Regions from separate parts of the Mus musculus genome. Here region 2 is linked to region 1. The links are chromatin loops, found by intact Hi-C in ENCODE. Cell type or tissue: left cerebral cortex. All regions are shown on one strand.

What was found. Hi-C counts contacts between places; a loop is a spot of excess contacts. Peaks named below come from ENCODE experiments on the same cell type or tissue, not always from the same donor. Only the 100,000 strongest peaks of a DNase experiment are listed, where the experiment ranks them.
Region 2: it touches region 1 in a loop (2.4-fold over the local background); 2 of 42 quality-filtered maps call a loop at or near these places.

What each region holds. Positions count from the first base shown.
Region 1 is chr7:84,070,422-84,078,421 of GRCm38, forward strand. All of the region lies in intron 1 of Cemip (cell migration inducing protein, hyaluronan binding), which reads right to left. Among named protein-coding and RNA genes, the nearest start is that of Cemip, 12 kb to the right of the region's middle. In left cerebral cortex, no CTCF peak of the experiment used is centred here; a DNase peak (open chromatin) is centred at 4,056.
Region 2 is chr7:83,927,742-83,935,741 of GRCm38, forward strand. Cemip (cell migration inducing protein, hyaluronan binding) reads right to left here. Exons shown (of 29, transcript NM_030728.4): 29 at 5,116-8,000. The coding sequence ends at 7,880. Among named protein-coding and RNA genes, the nearest start is that of Gm30440, 38 kb to the right of the region's middle. In left cerebral cortex, no CTCF peak of the experiment used is centred here; no DNase peak of the experiment used is centred here.

The sequences.
Region 1 (8,000 bases):
TAGTTTGTCAACTTGACACAAACCTAAACATATGTGGGAGAAGGCAGCTCAATTGAGAAAATGCCTCCACCAGATTTCTTATAGACAGGACTATAGGGCATTTTCCTGATTAAAAATTAATGTGGGAGAGCCAAGACAACATGGAGTGGTCCCATCTCTGAGCATGTGGTTCTAAGTTGGGTAAGAAAGTAGTCTGAGCAAGCCCTGGGGAGCAAGGCAGTGAGCAGCATTCATGCCTGGCCTCTGCTTCAGTTTCTACCTCGAATTCCTGCCTCAAGTTCCTGCCCTGACTTCCCTCAGGGATGGACTGACTTGGAGTTATAAACTGAAACAAACCCTTCCCTCCCCAAGGTGCTTTTGGTCATGGTGTTTTATCATGGCAATCGATCCTAAACAGTACATAAATGTAGTTATCAGGTGGTATTTATATATATATTATATATTATATCTTATATCTTATATCTTATATCTTATATCTTTTATATCTTATATCTTATATCTTATATCTTATATCTTATATCTTATATCTTATATCTTATATCTTATATCTTATATCTTATATCTTATATATTATATATTATATATTATATATTATATATAGAAACCTGTTAAACACAGATACATATGCAACATTCATATTATTTTAAGAAAATTGATCATATGCTTTCCCAGTCACCTTGCTCCCAGTTATGCCTTCTTCCTTCAAAAACGTAAATTGGACTGATTCAGTACAGTACCCAGAGGACATCCCTAAATGTTAGTGTAACGAGCAAATAGACAAGTTATGTAGAGAAGTGAATGGCTTCATTAATGAATGAAGAAATACATAAATAACCGGGCATTTTCTTTCTAAACAGTGGCTTAAAACCTGGAAACAGCTGGGTGTGGTAGTGCACACCTTTAATCCCAGCATTCAATAGGCAGATGCAGGCAGATCTCTGGGAGTTCCAGGCTAGCCTGGTCTACAAAGCCAATTCCATGACAGGCAGGGCTGTTACACAGAGAAACCCTGTCTCAAAAAACCAACCAACCAACAAACCAACCAACCAACCAACCAACATCTGGAAACACTTTAGCACTGCAGACTTGTTAGTGTTCTTTTACAGTCACAAACAAATCTCCAACCCACTGTGTCCCTTCTGCTCATGGGGACCCTTAATTCACCAGGTTATTTGATCTCTCTTTCCCCAGAGGGCCCATCTGTGATCAGCAGACAAATTCTAATTAGATCTTTTAATGTTTAAATAGCTTCCTCAAGAATAAAGGAACGCTTCTCCCTTTTCTGCCCTCTGTGTGCCTTTTATAAGAATATATTATTCTCATTTGTCTATATGACTGCACCCCACTCGCTTCCACCACTGCCTCAGGGTTGCAAGATGGAAGAGGTAATCGCTTGGTTTTGTGCCCTCCCTGTCTGGTGTGGAGTGGATGGTTAATAAATACCTTTAGCAAACTCACTACCTCATGGTTTTAGCTATCTCCCTGACACCAACTCCAGGCTTTCAAACTCATCTAGTTCTTTTCAGTCAACAGGTCAGGCTGTTAAATTCGTGGATGGCTTATCACACCCCGACGTGGGACACAAAGCATGCACCAAGTGTGATGAAAGCTTTTCACCCAGAACCCTGAGTCTGCTCATTCCTGTCCTGACAGTCTCCTTTGGAGTACATCTTGAGTTTCAGGTTCTCAGTCAGAGCTCTCCAGAATAACAAAATGGAGCCCTGAGGGCCTACACAAGAGGCCCTGGATCTCACCACAGCTTACCACTTAATGGCTCACTCTATCATGACCAACAAAGAGAATAATCCTAATCTCTACTTACCTGCTTAGTTTTGTGAATAATAATAATAACAATAATAATAATGTAAGGCAGATCAAAAGTAATTTCACAACATTCTTCATGAGAGCTAACTAAAATTCCACAGTATTTTAAAGAAAGTGATTTTTTTTTTGAGCAGTGGATAATGCTGTTGAAATTTCAGGGTTCCTTGCTTGATCAATTGATGATCCAGCATATATATGTCTAAACTAAGCCTTCTCTAGTCTTCCAACTGGACCTCCAGGACCTGCTCCTCCATCAGCCCGTGTTTAGTTCACCACCAAACCATGTCCACTGTATCTCCTAAAGTCCACTCAGACCCCTCCACACTCTCTCCTCCTCTCAGCCTCCATCACCCTGTCCTGACCCCAGCCTCCTAGCCTCCTAGCCTCCTGTGCTTCTTTCTCTTGCTAACAATTGCCTGTCAATACCCACCCCACCCACATGAACCTTCTGAGAGCTACCAACAGGGTTCATTTAAAATAAAAGCATCTTTCTCCTGCTCCCCCTTCTACCTCTGCTGGCCACCTGCAGTCAGATCCCCACTCACATTCACTGGCTATTGCACCTCCTTCCTCCTTGGATTCATGCCACTGGCCATGGTTTAAACTTTCCACATGTGTGCTGCGTGCTGCTTTCCCCTGTTCTCTCCCTCTGGACCACACTGTCCCCATCCTCACACAGCTGTTAAGGGACAGAAGAATGGATAGGGTCATTGAGATATACCCTAAGTTGAAGATATACACTAATTTTCAAGACTTGTTATAAAAAGATGTACAGTGTATCTTAGACTTATGAATTATTGTGGAAGTCACCATATTTTGTATGCATTCAGTTATAATAAAGTATACTGTGAAAATTAATGAGCTCTTTATATGTGCATGTGTATGTGTGTATAATAAGTGTGTATGTGTGTTTTGTATATGTGTGTATAATAAGTGTGTGTGTGTGTGTATGCACACGTGGAAGCCAGAAGTTGAGAGTGGCTATCTGTCAATCACTTTCTACATTATAAATGTTGGGGAAAGGTCTCTCACTTGAACCTGGACCTTCCCACTTCAGTCAGTCTGGCCATCCAGCTTGCTCTGGGAATCCTCTGTTTCTGCCTTCTAAGTGATGGCTGAGAATACAGCTGGGCTGCCACTCTCACCGAGCGTTTACATGGACACCAGTCCTCGTGCTTGAGGGGTAATCACTTTACCTGGTGAGCTATCTTCATAAAAATTAACTTTGCCCTTTTCACTTTAACAGGATGGCTAGAATACTCCAAAATCTGTCTATGGCTCCCAGTGTACTTCCATGGGCCAATGCTGCTATGAATGGTCACCTCTGAGAAGACTCTGATATTATGGGTTGACTTCATTGACCTGGCACACTAGTCAAGTTTAGTCAAGTAAGCAAAGGGTGTGTTCTGGTTAGAAAGAGAGTTTATGACAAAAAAAAGAGAGAGAGGCCGAGCAGACACAGAGGCTGAGCATCGGGAGAAGTTGTGAAGAATCAGAAAGAAAACTTTAAACAGCAGCAGGATCAATACACTGCCCCTGTCCTGATGTTGGACAAAGAAAACCAGGATTCATCCAACAGTACTGGTGGATATTGTCAAGTAATTGATGAATCCAGAAATGTTTCCTCAGATCTTTGAGCCTTTTCTGTAGAGCAACCCAAATCCATATCCCAAGGAGTCGGCCCTAAGACTCTGAAACGCTTTCCAAGCAGAGCTCCCTGTCAACTGCAACACATGGCCTTGGTGACAGTGGCATTTCCTTCAGGTCTGTGAGCCTGCTCAGAGCTGGAGCAGCCAGCCTCACAGTGGGGATTCTAGAAAGTACTGGCTATCCAGAATACCACAAGCCTTGCCTGGGCTGCCTGCCCCCAGGAACAGTGGCCCAATGCCTGACTCCTGGTTACTCCCTCCTCCATTCAGAGCCTCTGAAGTTAAAAGCTAGGCTCTTAGACTCTGCTTTTAAGGGAGGTCTTCACCTGTCCCTCCCTCGGCTCTCATTTCCAGTCCTAGGAAACTTATAGACCCCTTCTAAACACCCATTTTCTAACTCTGTGGCCAAAACTCTTGCTTTCTCCCCGACCCTGTCTTTTCTGGCCTGCAAACCGTGCTCTCCTTTAAGACTTGATCAATCATCCAGGATTGCCTGCAGCCTAAACCGTGCCTGAAGAGCTGTTTGTGCTGCTTCTGCGGTGGCACCCCATATTGCTTTGTTCACACCCTATTGCAGCCCAGATTGTAAGAGGGCTGTCTGTCTATCTCTCCAGCTAAGCTGTGAACTTCGCCATTGTGGAGAGACAATGAAGATATCCTTAATCTCCGGTGTTGGAAAAGATCCACACTTAACAGTGACTGCGTTGGGGTTACAATTCCTTTCCACTTGCTCTACTGAGAAGGATAACAGTCCCCTAAACACGTTTTGCCAAAGCTCAAGAGCCAAGCCACAGCTGTCATTATCAAGGGCAACGCCTTTTAGGTCACCAACCCCAGGTCCCGGTTTTCAATTCTGCCACCTTTAAGTAGGTGATCTTGAGTAAATCATGTCACCTCACTAGGTCCCCTCTGTCTGCAGAATGGGACAAAGGTTTGTCGCAGTTGTCAGGTAGATGAAATATGGTGGTGCATACAAAGTGTTTCACCTGGATCTAAACTTTGTAAGTGCTCAATAAATTCCAGGTAGTAATTTAAATGATGGAGATGACCAGAGGGCCACAGGAGCACAGACATCTCAGAAGGTGACTAGCAGTCTCTAGCTTTGTCCCACTCCCAGAGCAAAATATTGAAGAACTATCACCCTCAGACCTGGTAGCCCAAGCCTGAAATCTCAGGCACTCAAGAGGCTGAGAGGCAGGAGCTAAGGAAACAGGAGAGTGGAAAAGAATAGTGGAGAGACCGACAAAGCAAGAGATAGAGAATAAAGGCAGGGGTGGGGGAGAGAATAAAAGAAAGTATCTGATTAGTAGGGAATAGCAGGTTAAAAGAAGGGCAAGTAGTTGGGAGCAGGGAAGAGCCAGGACACTGATGTGGGAGCTTTGATATGCAGCCATAGTCATATGTCCCTTCTAACAGAGATAAGGCTAAAGACCCCTTTTGGCAGCTGGGAACTAGTTTCATGAGCTCCCGAGGAGTGCTAGCTTTTCTCTAAGCACCAGGAATCCTCCTATAGTCAGGCTTGAGCACATTTCTAGATATTTGGACAGCCAGTGAAACCTAACAAGAACCATGTGTGTTCCTACTACATGCTAGCCATTGGCAATAAATAGAACACAAGTCTCTGCTTTGCACCAGGTAGGGATTCTGTCTCTGAATGGGGAAAGGGTCATTGATCACATTATTGATAATGAGAGAGAAACCACCTCCAGCTAAAAGAAACCACAGCCCCCTGGGCCACAGTCTCCAGAATGGTCAACAAACAGCGTGAAAGATGCATGCACACTGTTCAAATTATGACTCTCCCCTTTCTGTCCCCCAGATACCAGTGTCCTCAGGCAACCTCTGCAGAGCATGGGCTCAAGTTTATGCTTGCAAAGCAAGATTTGAAAGAACTATCACCTCTGTCTCTATGTCAAGAATAGCTTCTTATTTAAAGCAACTGTATATGGTTATGTTTAAAGGAAAAAAGACTTTCATCACATGGTCATCCTCAGAAAATTCCAGATGTTGGCAACACTGCCATTTGTACAAACCATACCCTATGATTTTAAAATCTTAATCATATGTAAGGTCTTCCTCAGCCACCTGAAAAGCCCCAACACATGAACAACCCACAATTATGTGGTCAGCATCATCATCAAGCTGTTGGAAGCTATGATGCCAATATACACTGCCAACATGGCCGGGCCTCTGTGCTTTTGCAAAGTCATTTTGGTAAGAAGAAACCATGAATCTGGGCATCTTGAAGCCCAAACCCTTCAACTGATTTCATTCTACCTGGAACAGAATGAAGGATTCTTATGGCATTAGCGCTTTTACAGAAAGCCCTGGGATATGGACTAGGGTCATAGCTCAATCAGTGGAATGTTTACCCAGCATGCACAGGACCTTGGATTCCATCCCCAACACCACATAAACTGGGTTTGCAGTCATACTCCTAAAATCTCAGTACTTAGGAGATAGAGGCAGGAGGATAAAAAAAATTCAGTTATCCTCAGCTACACAGTGAGATCTAGGCCAGCCTGGGATGCATGAAACCCTAGAGAAAGGGAGGAGAGGAAGAAGTCAAAGTCACAGGCACAGTGCAGTGTAACAAAATCTGCAGAAGGCCCTCATATCAGCCACCAGCTTCTTCCTGGGCTCATTTTCCAAAGGACTGGGAAGAAGAAGAAGAAGAAGAAGAAGAAGAAGAAGAAGAAGAAGAAGAAGAAGAAGAAGAAGAAGAAGAAGAAGAAGAAGACCTCAGACACCATAGCTAAGTACTTTTCCTTCCCTTGAAAAATCATGTTGTTTTCAGAGAAACAGCTACAGTGTACTTATGTATAATAATAACTAAATCTTTGGGCCTGAGCAATCGGGGTTGACCCAACTGAGCAGAGATACTAAATTCAATTCCCAACAACCACATGAAGGCTCACAACCATCTGTACAGCTACAGTGTACTCATATACATAAAATACAGACATACAGACAAGCAAAGGGAAAGAGAATATGATATTTCATTTCCAGAGTCTACACAGGCTTCATGTGCCTCTCATGCCCCAGTCCCAAAGAGTCTCACATCTCAACAGAGTCAGTCACAAGTACCCTCAGCATGCCCACAGGCTTGCTTGAGCTACTTTGGCCTAGGGTGAAGCAAGTAAAATACTTACCTTAGGTATAATATAAAGAGATCATACAGAGAGAGACACAGACACACACACACAGACACACACACAGACACACACAGACACACACACACACACACACAACACACAGACACACACACACACACACACACACAACACACAGACACACACACACACACACACACACACACACACACACACATCAAAAGGAACAGAAAGCCCAGTCCTTAATATATAAATACTACGGTAATCCAACATTTAAAAATTTAGTCAAAACATTCCATTCCACGAAGAACCAAGGAACAAAATTCTAACTAAGAATAGGGTCAGCATAGTGGATTATTCTCTCCCTTTGCCTCTTGTTTATAGGCTTCCTAGTGTGCAGTGGATGGCTGTAGAGTCACCCAGCTGTGAACCGTGTCCATGAGTCGGAGCAAAAGAGGAATGTGTGACCTCACTCAGGGCTGAGCAACAGTAGAGAAATGCAACATTTTGCTGAGTAACATGGAAATAGATCTAAAATGTATGGATTAAGTTTCTCTGAAAACAACATGATTTTTCAAGGGAAGGAAAGGAAAAGTACTTAGCCGTGGTGTCTGAGGTCTTCTTCTTTTTTTCTTTTTTTAACCCAGTCCTTTGGAAAATGAGCACATGAGCAAATTACTCAGTGCCTGCCACCCAGCTTTGAAATGTGCTTGTCATAAACCTCCAGCTTGTTTAAAAGCATTTTTTAGTAATCCACTCAAGCTTGCTCTCTGTACAGTCCACTGGGGGGCTGATCTCTACTGTTCATTTGAGAAAGAACAGCTGTGTCCCACCGCACAGAGACAAGCCAGGAACAAGTGTCCTACCAGACAGCAAGACAAATGTCTTCTACAGGAGGCAGGTGACAGGGCAGGGAGGCATGAGGACCTGAGTTTGGTCCCCAGAAGAAGTGGCTTGTGCCTATAATCGCAGCTCTGGGATTATATATTATTATCTATATTGTGAGTGGCCATTACAAGTTCACTGGCCAACTCACAGTTGAATCTGTAAGCTCCAGGTTCAGTGAGATGTATTTCTCAAAACAATTAGATAAAAAAAACAACTGAGGAAGATGTTGACCTCTGGCCTCTACGGGCATGCACAAATAAGTACATGCACATTCACACACAATGCGCATATGCGTACGCACAAACAATTTTATTTTAAAAGGCAAGAAGGTAGTGCCTTAAGCTAAAAGTTGGACAGAAGCACCACACAGGCCTACCTCGGTAACCCATCAGTGTCCTCAAGGCTTACCTACAGATACCACAGCCCCTCAGAAAGGCAGAGGAAGAAGAGGTGAAGTTTGATGATAGCAAAGCAGAGACCTCTACACCTGTGTCTACGATGGCTCAGACTTGCCCCCAGCTAGTCT
Region 2 (8,000 bases), 140 kb before region 1:
GGGCTGACGCACTACGCAGGGCGGGGACTCCGCATAGGGCGGGAGTGCACCTGGTAGCCGATTGCCCTGAGGCCAATTAGCAAACTGGCCTTCGCCAGCCGCTTTTGGCTTTTTCCTTAAATGACTAGTTAGCACTTTACTTGGCGGCTGGTATCCTTTTCTTTCATAATGAGCCGCTTTTTTCTCCCAGTCTGTTTCCTCAGAGGAGGATTCTTCACTTGCTTCAGAGTTACTAAGAGCTGGCTTCCTGAGCTCATCTAGTGACGAGTATCTCCTAGAGACCTCCGCTAATTGATCTTTTTTCTTTTCTTTTTTCTTTTTCTTCCTTCTAATCTCTCCCCAGGTATTCCTACCTGACCTTAACTTTTCCTCGGGTTCAAGACCCTTGGAAAGGCCTGTATACTTACCGTTTCTCCTTGCTCCTACTCTCTCTCTCCGCTTTACTTCTGATAGACTGTCCTGAATTTCCTCTAGAATTTTTAGCCCTGCCTTAAGCACTATATAACATGTGAAAAGGAACAAAAGGGCTCCTAACACTAGAAAAAGTTCAAGGCCAAACATACCTGGTAAAGCCATTTCTCACTTCCGTTCCCCAGCTGATGAGTTCTGAATTCGGCAGTTGAATCCTTCTCAACAGTCTGTTTTACGGGAACCTTTATCACCGTCGTTCCCCAGCTGATGAGTTCTGAATTCGGCAGTTGAATCCTTCTCAACAGTCTGTGTTACGGGAACCTTATAACCTTGATTCGCAGTTCTGGTTCTGGAATGAAGTATCCCTCCTGCGCCAGTCCGGAGTTTTTTCTCGTCCCGGATTTTCTCGTCCCGGAATTCGGCACCAATTGTTATTAGACGCGTTCTCACGACCGGCCAGGAAGAACACCACAGACCAGAATCTTCTGCGGCAAAGCTTTATTCTTACATCTTCAGGAAAAGAGAGCAAGAAGCAAGAGAGCAAGAAGCAAGAGAGAGCGAGAAGCAAGAGAGAGAGAAAAGCAAGAGAGCGAAAAAGCAAGAGAGAGAAAAAACGAAAACCCCGTCCCTCTTAAGGAGCATTCTCCTTCGCCTCGGACGTGTCACTCCTTGATTGGCTGCAGCCCATCGGCCGAGTTGACGTCACGGGGAAGGCAGAGCACAAGTAGTCATAAGATACCCTTGGCACATGCGCAGATTATTTGTTTACCACTTAGAACACAGGATGTCAGCGCCATCTTGTAACGGCGAATGTGGGGGCGGCTCCCAACAAGTTTGAATTTCTTTTTCTCAATGCAGGGGACCACACCCAGGTCAAAGGTTCTTCTACTGTGCTCAATGCTCAGTCCCAAGAGCCTGTATCCCTGACACTGGTGCTAAGCAGTGCCTGCAGACAGAGCTCTGGGAGTTCCCTGGAAAGCATTTTTGATTCTGATAGATGCTCTTGGGGTTTTCTGGGTGCTGGGAAGCATCTCTCTCTGTTCCCCTATTCTCTCTCTTTCTCACCCTCAGCCCAGGCTGTGGACATGGGACCCTCTCTTCTTCAGGAGGTAGCCTCCTCTCTCATATCCCATTCCTTTTCCTGTTGTGAGGAAAGTAGGAAGTCCCCCCCCCCGCCCCCTGCTTTCCCAGCTTGCAGGGTGGAGACCTGAGGAACCAGTAGGATTCTGGTGTCACTGGTAGTGGCAAAAGGGAAATCTAGTCAACAGTCCCCCACCGAGCTGTCTGTGGAACCCAGACAGCTCCCTTAGGAAAGAAAGACAGATGGCCCCTATTTGCAGGAGTTCACCACTTGCGGGGAAGAGATAAAGGACACCTCACAGAAGCTGCAAACCCCAGGATTCTGGGCCTAGGGCTGGGCTGGGGTGCTCTGTGGAGCCCTGCAGGGTGATTCTCGTGAGCAAAGTGGGAGAGAATGGGGGTTGGGTTTGCCAGGTAGAGGAGACAAAGACCTGTAAATCCAGGAGAAATGAGAGGTGGGAGGGAAAAGACAGGTTCTGTACACTTGGGGCTGATCTGGTGACAGGAGGTAAGTAAGTGGTAGGGATGGAGATGTGGGCATATGTCATGTAAGGATATTTTTGAGCCAAGATATCCTGTTAGTCATGAGGACAGACTCTTCTGAGCTTTTGGTTGGCTTGCCAATACGTTTAAGCAGATGCCTTTAGCTCCTAGGTTCCTGACTATTTAAGGCCAGGCCATGTCTCCCCAAGTGATTCACCCTCACTCACTCCTTCCAGCCTGCAGGAAGTTCCTCCTTATCCCACCCTTTTTATCTTGGGGTCCTTAGGAGGCAATTTCCTTCTGAGCCTTAATTAGTGCATCTTTCTCCTTCCATGGAGCCTCTCCTGCCTTTCCCTCTTCCCCAAGGCTTGTGGCATCAAGTGCATCTCCAGCCAGCCAGTCAGCCTGCCTCCCAGCTCCATCTAAACAGTGGCAAAGCACTTATCTAATGCCTCTACATTTGCTCTTTGTGGGGACCTGGTGACTGTATCAGAAGCAACCGAAGGTTCTCAGGATCCACCCATATTGCTTCTTTGGATCTGTGTGGGCTTGGTAGTCATCTGCCAAAGGCCTCGCTACAGTTCTCTCAGGTGTCTTTGTTATCGGCTGGCCAGGCACTTATTCTGTACAGTTATATGATAGTCTAAGTTGATAAGGAAAAAAAGTGTATCAATTTAAAAAATAAAAATGTGTTTCACATTACCTTCTAAATAAGACAAACAATATAAAATATACTTGCTAGTGTTATAATATGTTTTATTTACAATACTCTAGTAATTTCCAAATCCCATGCAAATTTTGATAGTTTGCTGTAAGAGTCTTTAATTTGATGTGGTCACGCCTACTTCTCTCTTAGCGACTGTCTGATATAGCAAACTATCTCAGGTAATCCCCTACTAAAGTGAAGGAGAGAGAAAGAGGACAGAATTGGCTGAGAAATCTCAGGAATTCTACCCCTATCATAAGCTCCACCATCCATCTGGCCCTGTCCACCGTCCCACCTTCCCTCTTGCAAAGTAACATGTTATATGCTCAGATGTCCTCAAGTCTTCAAACCCTGGCCGGACTGTAAAGCCCCCCCCCCCTTTTTTTTTTGTCCTACATAACTCCTAGGTGAACTCTGGTAGCCCTGCCCAGCCCATTGACCTTCCTGATGATTCTAGATGACAAACAGTCTTCCCTATTTAAAGAATCTTGCTACACCCCTCCCTGGGCATGCCCTGGCATATTTTACTCTTTCATGTTGCTTTTTGTGCATGGCATCTGTCATAGTACAAATGTGATTGCTTCCTTTTTTTTTTTTTGTTTTGTTTTTCGAGACAGGGTTTCTCTGTGTAGCCCTGGCTGTCCTGGAACTCACTCTGTAGACCAGGCTGCCCTCGAACTCAGAAATCTGCCTGCCTCTGCCTCCCGAGTGCTGGGATTAAAGGAGTGCGCCACCATGCCCGGCTTATGTGATTGCTTCCTGATGCTAAAGTTTCTCCTCTGCTCCCTTGCTTCCCTGTTTTCCTTTCTCTTCTGTCTCCTTTCTTTTCTTCAGAATAAATTTATTTATTATAGTCTGTATGTGTATCTGTGTGTCTCTGGGTATCTGTGTGTGTGTGTGTCTGTGTGTGTGCATATGTGTGTGTATGGATATGTGTCTGCATGTATGTCTGTGTATCTGTATGCATGTATGTGTGTGCCTGTGTGTCTGTATGTCTGTGAGTGTATGTCTCTGTGTGTGTCTCTGTGTGTCTGTGCATGTGCATGTCTGTGTGACAGTGTATGTGTAGAGGTCAGAGCACAACTTTCAGAAGTTGGGTCTCTTCTTTGCCCATGGGTTTTGTGGATCAAACTTAGGTCACCAGGTAAGTACCTTTACCCACTGGACCATCTCCTGGGCCTAAAACAGGACCATGCAGCAACCAGAGGATTCAAAGTGGAAGAAGCAACACATGACCAGAGTGGATCCTGGGGTTGTTTTGTTGCTCCTGACATGGTCTCCAGGAACACCCAGGAGGTACTGTAGAGGCAACTATGGGTAAGCTGTCTATAGTGCAGACTGTTCTCCAACTTACAGTCTTCTAGTTTCATCCTCCTTGACACTGGGATTATAGACATAACCCCTCATCCTTAAAGATGACATTTCCATAAGTCTTGGGTCCTATATTCTCCACTGTGTTGTCTATATAGTATATCCGGGGCTAGATCATCTAATTAACTGTGTACTGACAGCTTAATACCACTAACCTGCTGTTAGCTCCCTTAGGTGAATTGTATACACCTGTATTCACACTCTATTGCCTACACTAGGGGCATAGATTTTTAAAATACCAATGTGAGTGTCAGCAGTTTTCTGGAAAGTATCAAGAAAAGACCTTTCCTTGATGGTGGTCATGTTTTATATCCAGACAGTCCACAATGGTGGTCACTAGACTCTTATGGAAGTGGAGCATCTGCAGTGTGGCCAGTGCAGATATGGAACTACATTTTAAACTGTTCTTAAATTAATTAAATATCAGTATCCACAAGTAGTCTAGACCATCTCCTTCTGCTCTGATGGTTGTGCCCCCTCATTCTTCTCCCGAGCCCATCCCACCTCTATCCCTGTCCCTTGTCTGGAGCTCAGGTTGGACTTGTTTCTCTGTCACTATGCCCATGCTCCTCTTAGTCACAGAGTTTGTTGTCTGGTCAGAATCTGGGAAGGACAGTTGGTTGTCTAGCCCTTTTCCCTAGCCTCCCCACTAGGAAGGGTAGGATTGAGAACATCAGGATGGCTTAGGGACATGAGGATGAGGCAGGCTCTGTCCTGCCTGGTCACATGAAAGGCATCTTCTCTGCCAGTGGACCCTTCTATCTGCTCTTCTCAGTATTCCTGTGGGATGGATGAAGGTGGGATTCTAATACATAAGTAGCTCTTGGGAACAAGACTAGGAACCATGGGGGGGCAAACGCAGGTGATTCACACTCTATTGTCTACACTAGGGACATAGATTTTTAAAATACCAATGTATCATCAGCTTTCTGGAAAGTATCAAAAAAAGACATTTCTTTGATGGTGGTCATGTTTTATATCCATGTTTTACCTTATTTTCTCTAGATGACTAGTTTAACAATGAGACCCACTATACCAGGAAATGAAACAAGCAGACAAGACAATGACATCCTTTGTATGTTTAATATGGTACAGCAGGATTTTTCCAAACCAGAGCTGATGTCCTTGGCTCTGGGCACACCTCCTTCCGGTGGTCCAAAGGACATCCTCTAATATAATACTTAAGATGACTCTTCACTTCTCTGACAGTGACTTCTTGAAGTGAATATATAATAAATAAATAGAAAATATACCTTTGTTCATGGTGACACTTTTAAGGAACATTTACATACAAAACATGCTATGCATCCAATTCACAAGAAAGAGCCAGCTATTAAGCCAACAGGACAGATGAGCCTTTCAATCAAAGGCCCCTGACTCAGTGACAATGCTGACCAACAGAAAGGACAAGAGCAACTTTCTAAGCAAGAAAGACTTTTGTGCTACCAAGAAAATGCCTGTATATCGACTCTTGGTGAATAGTTTAGGAAAGAACGCTTTCCGTACAGAACCTGTACTGTTCAACATATGTACAACTCAGAGAACTTTCCAATAGGTATTTGCTGAAATGAACTGAGCCAAAGACATTCAACATTCATGGCCACCTGAAAGTGATCGAGTCTTAAGTGGTTCACAGTGTGAGACCCTCGCCTTGAAAAGTCAATGAAACTTAGACAAGAAAAACATGAGGTCACTTTTATCCCCTCCCCCTCCCCCTCCCCCTCCCACTCATCTCCCCAGAAGAGGTCTTTTCTCTGACACTCGCAACTGGAGCCACTATGTCTTAAGAGGCATGGTCCCACAGACACATCCCAGCAGCTGCAAGATCCATTAGTAGGAAAGACCCCCTGCGAGTTGGCTCAACCTGGAGAGTAGACTCTGGGACTAAGGCTCCTTAATACCACTGGACAAAGGGGACCGAAGCAAATCTTCTTTGAAAAAGAAAGGTTGTGGTTGTGGAGGAAAGGGGACCAATCTCATTCATGAAACACAGAGAAACCCTGATGTCTCCGAAGAATATTGGACATGGATAGTTTTCACTCGTCTGGGCATCGGAGCTATTTGCTCAGAGTGAACATAAGCTGAAAGATCCTGGTCTGGAGCCAACCACTCTCAGATCCCCACAAGGAGCCAATTGGCCCAGCAGAAGCACATTGGCATATCCTGATGCTACCCATTGGGCATACCAGCACCACTGTGGAATAAGGTGGCACCAAAAGAATTCCACAGTCATGAGCAGCCCATGCCCACATGTGGCTGGCAGTGTAAAGACAGTGGCAGGGCTGCTGCCTAGAGGAGAGTGGGCAGTGTGTACTGAGGGGCAAGAGGGAAAAGCCCTTTGCAAAAGACCGTATATTTTGAAATTGAAAGAACCTAGTGGGGAACCCCCCACTCAATTCCCATTTGGTGCGCACCCAAGAATCACGAACAGCTTCTCCCCATTTCAGGTGATATGCTCCCTTCCGAAAGCTACTTGGGAATACTGGACACCCCAGGCTAGCCACTGAGGCAATGTGGTGTGGCAGTGGGTTGCTGAGCTTGGGGCTCACAGACCTGGCTGTGTTATTGAGTACCATTTTCCTCAGATGTAGGTACAAAATGCTGGGCTAGATGGTCCTCAAGGGCCCCCAAGGTCCTTTCCATCTCTGACACCCCAGGTTCACTGTGGCGAGAGCATGTTCAGATTTCCTGGAGTCTTCTGCTCAGCTCCAAGCTGAAGTGCACTGGAGACCCATTGTACAGCCTCAGGTCTGTGAACTTCACTTCACCCTCTCGCAGAGTCAGAGGGGGCTGGCTGGACACCAATCTGAACGAGGTTCTGTGCATCGTAACTCAGTCCATTTCTCTCCGCAGACCCTGCTTCTCTATCACAAGTGGGTCAGCAAGAGGTGACCTAGCATGACTCAGATGCTGCAAGTGGTGGCAGGAAAGCCTTCACCTCTGAGCCATGCCAGAGGCCACCTCTTCTCTCTTCATCATCTCTGTCCTTGATTCCTGCCAGGACCATCACCTTCCAGAAGAAGCCTTCCCCATGTTTCTGGGTGTGGTGAGGTTCCCCTCCTCCAATCCACCTCTGCTCTCTCAACCTGGTATCAAAGTGTGCTGAGACCTGGCTGCCTGTCACCAGCTGACCCCCAGGTCTGAGCTCTCATCGCTCCATTCTCTGTATCCAGGGCACTCAGTGGAGATGTCAACTACAATGATTACTTCTACTGATGGGCTCCAGGCACAGAGCAAAGCACAGTTGAGTCCTGTAATCTCAGGAAGGACAAACAGGATCCACCTAGTCCCTGTCCCAGTGTGCCAGCTGAAGTCTCTTGAAAAAAGGATCCCCTGTAGACAGGGTTCCATCTCCTCCCCAGTGCAATCTGCCATGCTGGACAGCTCTGTCCATACGCCAGCTCCTAAACTCAGGAAGCCGCACCCTCACTTACAGGAATAAAGATGTACTCCTTCCATCTGCCACTTAATGTATCTGAAAGTGACTATGGAAATCTGCAAGTGGTCACATTATCCAGACCATCTCCTAGGTGGGTTCAGACTCCTGCCCAAGTGGCCCTTTGCTGCCAGCACAACTCAGGTCTCTTTGTATGGTCCCCATGCCTACCGATGAGGCACAGATAGGAGAGAAGCACCCAAGAGGAGGTTGTAGCATCGGCCAACACTGCCCAGGGGCTGCAGGTAGACTTGAGTAGGGGCAGGTGGCAGCACCAAGGTCTCTGATATCTGTCCCTTAGCCCAGCAGAGCTGAGAACCAGGGGGCCTAGCCATCCTGACCCCGGCTGCTGTAGGGGTCCAGCCTGGGGTGGTACCAAGTGGCAACTCTCCTTACAGCTTCTTCTTTCTCACCACAGGGATGGGCACCACTTGGAAGATTTTGGCTTTGTGGTCCTCAGTCTCCAGAGTCACCCAGATGGGTCGGAAGCTGCCTTTGAAGCCGACGAACGCC